2 separate regions of the Mus musculus genome follow, and region 1 is linked to region 2. The links are chromatin loops, found by intact Hi-C in ENCODE. Cell type or tissue: heart. All regions are shown on one strand. Each heading gives the region's core, and the rest is flanking DNA. Links, peaks and the distances in the headings are about the cores only.

Evidence for each region. A loop is a pair of places that touch in the nucleus more often than their neighbours do. Peaks named below come from ENCODE experiments on the same cell type or tissue, not always from the same donor. Only the 100,000 strongest peaks of a DNase experiment are listed, where the experiment ranks them.
Region 1: it touches region 2 in a loop (2.6-fold over the local background); 2 of 42 quality-filtered maps call a loop at or near these places.

Annotation. Positions count from the first base shown.
Region 1 is chrX:105,682,951-105,685,858 of GRCm38, forward strand. No RefSeq gene overlaps it. Among named protein-coding and RNA genes, the nearest start is that of Fgf16, 80 kb to the right of the region's middle. In heart, for the core only: no CTCF peak of the experiment used is centred there; a DNase peak (open chromatin) is centred at 1,691.
Region 2 is chrX:105,761,614-105,764,521 of GRCm38, forward strand. Fgf16 (fibroblast growth factor 16) reads left to right here and starts at 2,864. Exons shown (of 3, transcript NM_030614.2): 1 at 2,864-2,908. In heart, for the core only: a CTCF peak has its summit at 1,380 (motif pointing right); DNase peaks (open chromatin) are centred at 1,488 and 2,218; H3K4me3 peaks cover 1,488 bases; H3K27me3 peaks cover 2,419 bases.

The DNA.
Region 1 (2,908 bases), core at 235-2,734, 79 kb before region 2:
GAAGGGGTGGTAGCTTGAATAGGTGTGACCCCCATAGATGCATGTGATTGAAGGCTTGACCATAGGAAGTGACACTATTAGGAGGCATGGCCTTATTGGAGGAAGTGTGTCACTGTGTAGGTGAGCTTTGAGGCCTTGTACTCAGGCTCTACTCAGTTTGGAAGACAGTCTCCTCCCGGCTGCCTGCACACTGCCATGCTTCCTGCCATGATGATAATGGACTGAACTTCTGAACCTGTAAACCGGCCCCAATTCAATGTTTTCTTTTCTAAAAGTTGTCCCAGTCATGCTGTCTCTTCGCAGCAATAAAACCCTAAGACAGAAGGGTAGAGAAAGTCTGTATGAGAGAAAGCAAGAGGAGTCAAACCCACTGTACAAGTCTACTCATGACAGTGGAGTCCTTATGACCCATCCATCTCCCAAAGGAACACATCCCAATACCCTGACAATAGCAATTAGCCCCCAACAAAAGATAAAAGTAACTAAAGCACAAGCCATAGCCTTCTTATGGAAGTAAGCTATGGACTGGCCCCAGGCCCAAGGGAAGTTGTATCTCTTAAAGCTCTCAGTCCCCAATTCTAAGGTTCCTAGTATGTAGATACTGCTTACCTAACACCACCTCTAGACTACAAATAGGCCTTAATTGGACAGTTCTTCCTAGACACAATGGAAGGAGTAGAGTAACCAGTTTTCTAACTAGATTCTGAGCAGCATTTCGAGCCTCCCACTCCACCTTTGAGTGTGTCTGCTGTTTAACCAGGGGTCTTGACAACCACGAGTCTAATTTTTTTTTTTTTGCTGGTTTATAGAGCATAGGGGAGCCTCTCCAAGTTCCAAAGTCCTTACAAGTGGAGGCAGTCAGACTTGAAACCAATAACTGACTGGTTCTGTTGTTCACTTTATGATCTGAGGCCTGGCTCCAGCTCTGGATCTGGCTCTTGGCTGGCCTCTGTGAACACAGAGAAGGAAACTCGTTTTTCATCCTCTGTTTCCAAAGTCCAACCTAACTGTCTGCACGCAAATTCCATGACGGCGTTAGGCACTTTGGGCAGCAGCAGGTGGAAAGGTTTTCATTCCTGACTGGAATTCCTGGGCTGCGAAACAACGTCCCTCCTTCCCTTCTCACGGCAGTTCATAGGCCTCTGCTCTCTGACTGCCCCACCGTTTCCTAAGCAAAGCAAACAGAATCCTAACTCAGCCACCCAGCAACATCTCCCTGAAGTGCTGGCTGCTTACCTGACCTAGAAACCAGGACCTCCTAGAAAGTGATTCTTGGCTTAGCTATGCCAGGCAATGGCAAGATCTCTGAGCCAGAAATGAGCTATCCAAGACTCTATGCTCACCTTTTCCTTACTTGAAGCCCAAGTTTGCTCATCTAGAAAACAAGAATAATGATGACTTCCCTGCCAGCCTCCATAGAGTTTTTCACAAGAAATGAAAAAAAAAAACCTATCTAAAAACAAATGAATGGGTGGTGGTAGAGCACTTGCATAGTACACATGAGGCCCTGGGTTACACACACACACACACACACACACACACACACACACACACACACATGCATGCATTGTCTTTCCAGGCCCCATCCGACACTCTGCTCCCTGAGTCTGAAGGTTATCTCGATTGAGGCTAATGGGCGAGGCATGTAAAGAATGTGTGCAGGGGGGTGGTTCTCCAGCAGACAGGAGCGAGGTCTGGGCATGAGTCCATATGTGTATGAGCAAGCACAGGAGTAGGAAGGATAGAGGTGCCAAGAGTACAGGACTAGAGTGCCCAGTGTGTGTGAAGTCCATCCAGGTACAAAGCACAGCAGTACTCAGTCTCAGCCAGGCTTCCTTTGTACCTGCTACTAACTCATTCCTGCAGCAAGAGCAGCCTTCCCTATGGCATCTATAACGATGAGAGCCACTCTTTACATTCTGATCTTACTTAGTTCCAGTGTGTGAAGACAGATGAGGAACGCAGGCTCTGCCTTTCAATAGCGTATGCCTGCATTGGTGAAAGGAGACACCCATAGACTTGTGAGTCAAGACAAGTTTCAGTTGAACTGTCTAAAGGACACCTAGGTAGAAGTGGATGCTTCACTATACCACATTGCTATCCCCTTTCCCAAGATTCTGTCTTCACAGCCCCACATCAATGGAGTCAGTTGAGCCTAAACTAAATCAAGGTAGGCATCTATCGGCAGATGTGGAGAACAGTGGAAAAGCACTGTGTCTTCCCACAATCTCATCATGGAGGATAGGAGGTAAACACAAAGCCCCGCTCCTAGATAAGAAGCTATTGGCTTTTGATTGATGCTGGGTAAGGGAAAGTCAGTTTTCTTCCATGGAGTGATTCTTAGTATATTGATCACATTATTTTTAAAGTCACTGTGTCTTTCTAGGCCCTTTGAGAACAAGGATTCCTATAACACACAGAAGACTGTAAAGCTCACCCCCATTGGCTCTGTGCTGCTGGCTTAGTACTCTGAAACACTGAGAGTCTTTTCAACACCATTAGAGGCACAAGAACTCAACCTTTCCTGATCTCTTACACTTTGATCATGAGCCTCCCATTCAGGGAGTATAGATAGAACAGCAGGATCCCAGGCTCATGCCACAGCAGAACCTTCTAGAGCCCAGCTACATCTAAATCTGTCAGAGACATTAAAAGATTCTGCTTTCTTGCCACCTTGCAGTTAAGACACTACAATTTGTCTGGAAAGTAGTAAGGTTTACTTCTGGGACCAAAGCTCTTGTTATCAGTGTGAGCCTCCAACAATCTGTGTTATCAGTCTGGCCTCAAATCCCTTGAATCAAAACCTTCAGAGCAGTGAGGACCAGGTATCCCTGTGATGGTGGCTGTAAAAAGGTTCACTATAAAGGCTGAATAAGAGAACTGAAATAAAGCCCCGGAAAATCTGCGT
Region 2 (2,908 bases), core at 309-2,808:
GAATATACTGTATGAGGGGAAAATCTGTGTTTAATAAGATAAATGTAAAAATAAAAAGAAGTGGGTGAAATTTATTTCATCATAGACATCTATACCTTTTATAGTGCCTGCTTCTCAAAATGGTTTCATCTACATTTTTAAATTTGACTCTAATTAAAAGAATTAGTCCAATTTATCAATTAGACCAAGAATTGTTCCTTTTTTTTTTTTTTTTTTGGCTACCATTTTCTCCTTCTGATCCTGCAAAAAAGATCCTTCCCATCTTTGCCTCAGGGTACATTCATTATAAAAGTCACCTTAGTCACCTTAGGCCAGAATGGATTCAGGACCCCTACCTAGTGTCACAATTTGTTTTGTTGTTGGGACAGGGCCTCATGTAGTCCAGTCTAATCTTGAACTCCTGATCCTCCTGCCTCCACCTTCAAAGTGTTGAGACTATAAGTACAAGGAACTGCGTTCAGTTCGGACAATTTCTTATTTGCTTGTTCAATCTCTCACTTGCTGTGCAACTCAGGTTGGGATCACACTCCCAATCCTCCAAGTGCTAGAATTACAGCTGAGTGCCAGCACAACAGGCTTGCTCTTGAGATATTTTTAAAGTAAGTCCAAGACAGTATGTAGGTCCATTAATGCATATTCTAATAAGGACTCCACCCTTTTAAAGATATTTTTAATTTTTAAAAATTATGTAGGGTGTGTGTGTGTGTTCCTGTGGACACCAGAAGATGGCATCAGACCCCCTGGTTCAGGAATTGCAAGCACATGTGAGCTAATGTGGGTGGTAGGAACAGAACTTGGGTCCTCTAAAAGAGAACTACTTGATTTTCAACGCTGAGCTCTCCATTCTCTAGATTCCACCTTTTTTCTTTTATTTATTTTTATTTATGCTCATTGGTGTTCCGCCTGCTCGTATGTGGATGTGAGGGTGTCAGATCCCCTGGAACTGGAGTTACAGACAGTTGTGAGCTGCCATGTGGTGCTGGGAATTGAGCCTGGGTCCATTTGGAAGAGCAGCCAGTGCTCTTAAACACCGAGCCATCTCTCCAGCCTCTAGATTCCACCTTTTGCTTGTGTGTGGGGGTCCATTAAAACTGTATGATAACTTGCATGTGTGTTCACTGTTGCTGAAAGCATCTTTCCTTTGAGTGTCTATATGTGCCAGGCATTGCGCTTGGCCCAGGAGAGTCCCTCTGAGCTAAAGAAGCACAGCAGAAACAAGCCACAGTGCTGTTCCAAACTAAGAATTGCTATGGGTCCAGGATGTGAGCACAGGGTGCACGTGGAGCCTTAGAGTAGGGCCTCAAATTGCACTGAGTTGTGGGGAGGCTTGTTTACTCATTTTATGGTAACCCTGAATTTGAACTTGTGGCTCGGTGGGGTCTCCAGCAGGAGGCGCAGTAAAGGCGCCGAAGGGTAGGATTGGGGGTTCAGTCACTACCAGAACCTGGGAAGGCGGCCAGCGCCTGCTGCGTGTGAAAACTGCAAGCAACAACGCCATTTAATAAGGAAGAAGGAGGCGAGCGCCAGAGGCCCAGAGGGACCGTGGGGTTCAGGTGCGGGGCAGAGATGCAGGGGCTTGCGGCAGGCAGGCACCTGCTCGCCAGGTCCTCTCCACCCAGCCTCTCTTTCTGGCAGCCGCCAGTTCCCACCCCTGACGGCCGCTCTTCCTGATAGAGTTTCTTGGAACAGGGCACAGGACAGAGCGAGGAAACACCTGTTTCCAACAAGAAAAGAGGTGTATAGGGGGAGAGCCCCCACCAGGCTTCCAATGGCCTCTCACAGAGCTTGCTCTCCTGAGCCTTGTAAAAGCGCGCCCAGAAATCCATGGAGATCATTTTTCAAAAAGATCGCTTTCTATGTCTTAGCCTCCACCCCTCTATGTCTAAGCCACAACGTCCTTTTTAAAAAGTCTTCTTTCCCTCTGGGATTTCCCGCTCCTCCCAGACCCTTTAAGCGCCCCCACCCTTTGGTGCCTGCAGGGACCTCCACCACCTCTCAAGACCTTACAGCTGCAACTGCGTTTGGCTTCCAGAACGTTTTCGCTTCCTCAGACCCCTGTGGACCTACAGGTGGGGAGTGGGACTAAAGGGCAGCAGAACAAAGGAGCTGGAGCGCCCCTGTCCCGGGCCAGATACCCCTTCCGCAGCCTCTTTTGGGCCAGAGAAGAGGAGCTCAACAGCGCGAGGACTCCCTCCCCCCAGCCCCGGTCTCCGGCACTTCCCAGAGGGGAGCAGCGGGAGGATGCGTGGGAGGCGGGGGTGGCCCTTGCAGCAGACCGACAGACAGACCCCGGAGGAACTAGCCTGCGTGGCCGTGGTCGCCAATGGCCTCCACGTACTGGGCTCCGTTATTTCATCAGCAGTTTAAGAAAACCTGCCAAAAGCAGTTATGCCTCACTGCAATGTGTAGCTTTTTCCTGCCATTTTTTTCATAATAAAAGAGGGAGTGAAGCTCGCTCGCTCGCTCCCCGCCTCCACCCCCCTCTCCCAAAAAGAGCCAAATGGATACGAGAAGGGGGGAAAAAAGGAAAGAACCCACACACCAATCTCTGAGGGGATGCCAGTGAGGTGTGGCTTGTATTTAAATATCCAATATGTCAATGGAAGGGGAGTGGGTACGTATATAAAGTGCCATTTGCATCTGATAGCTCCAGGAAGCCAGCTATGAGAGGCCAGGAGAGATGGATGCGGAGGGGAAGCCGAACTTTAACTGAGAGCAAGGTCAGGAGCGCGCTGCCCCACGCTCCCCGCCGCTGAGAAGTTCTTTGGACGCGAACAGACGTGTGCTGCAGCTGGGCAGAGCGCGGAGCCGAGCAGCGAGCGAGCGAGCAAGCGAGCGCCGCCGACCCGCCCGCCCGCGCCCGCCGCCAAGACAGGCAGTTCGCGCCCCGGGGCCCCGGCTCGGCCCG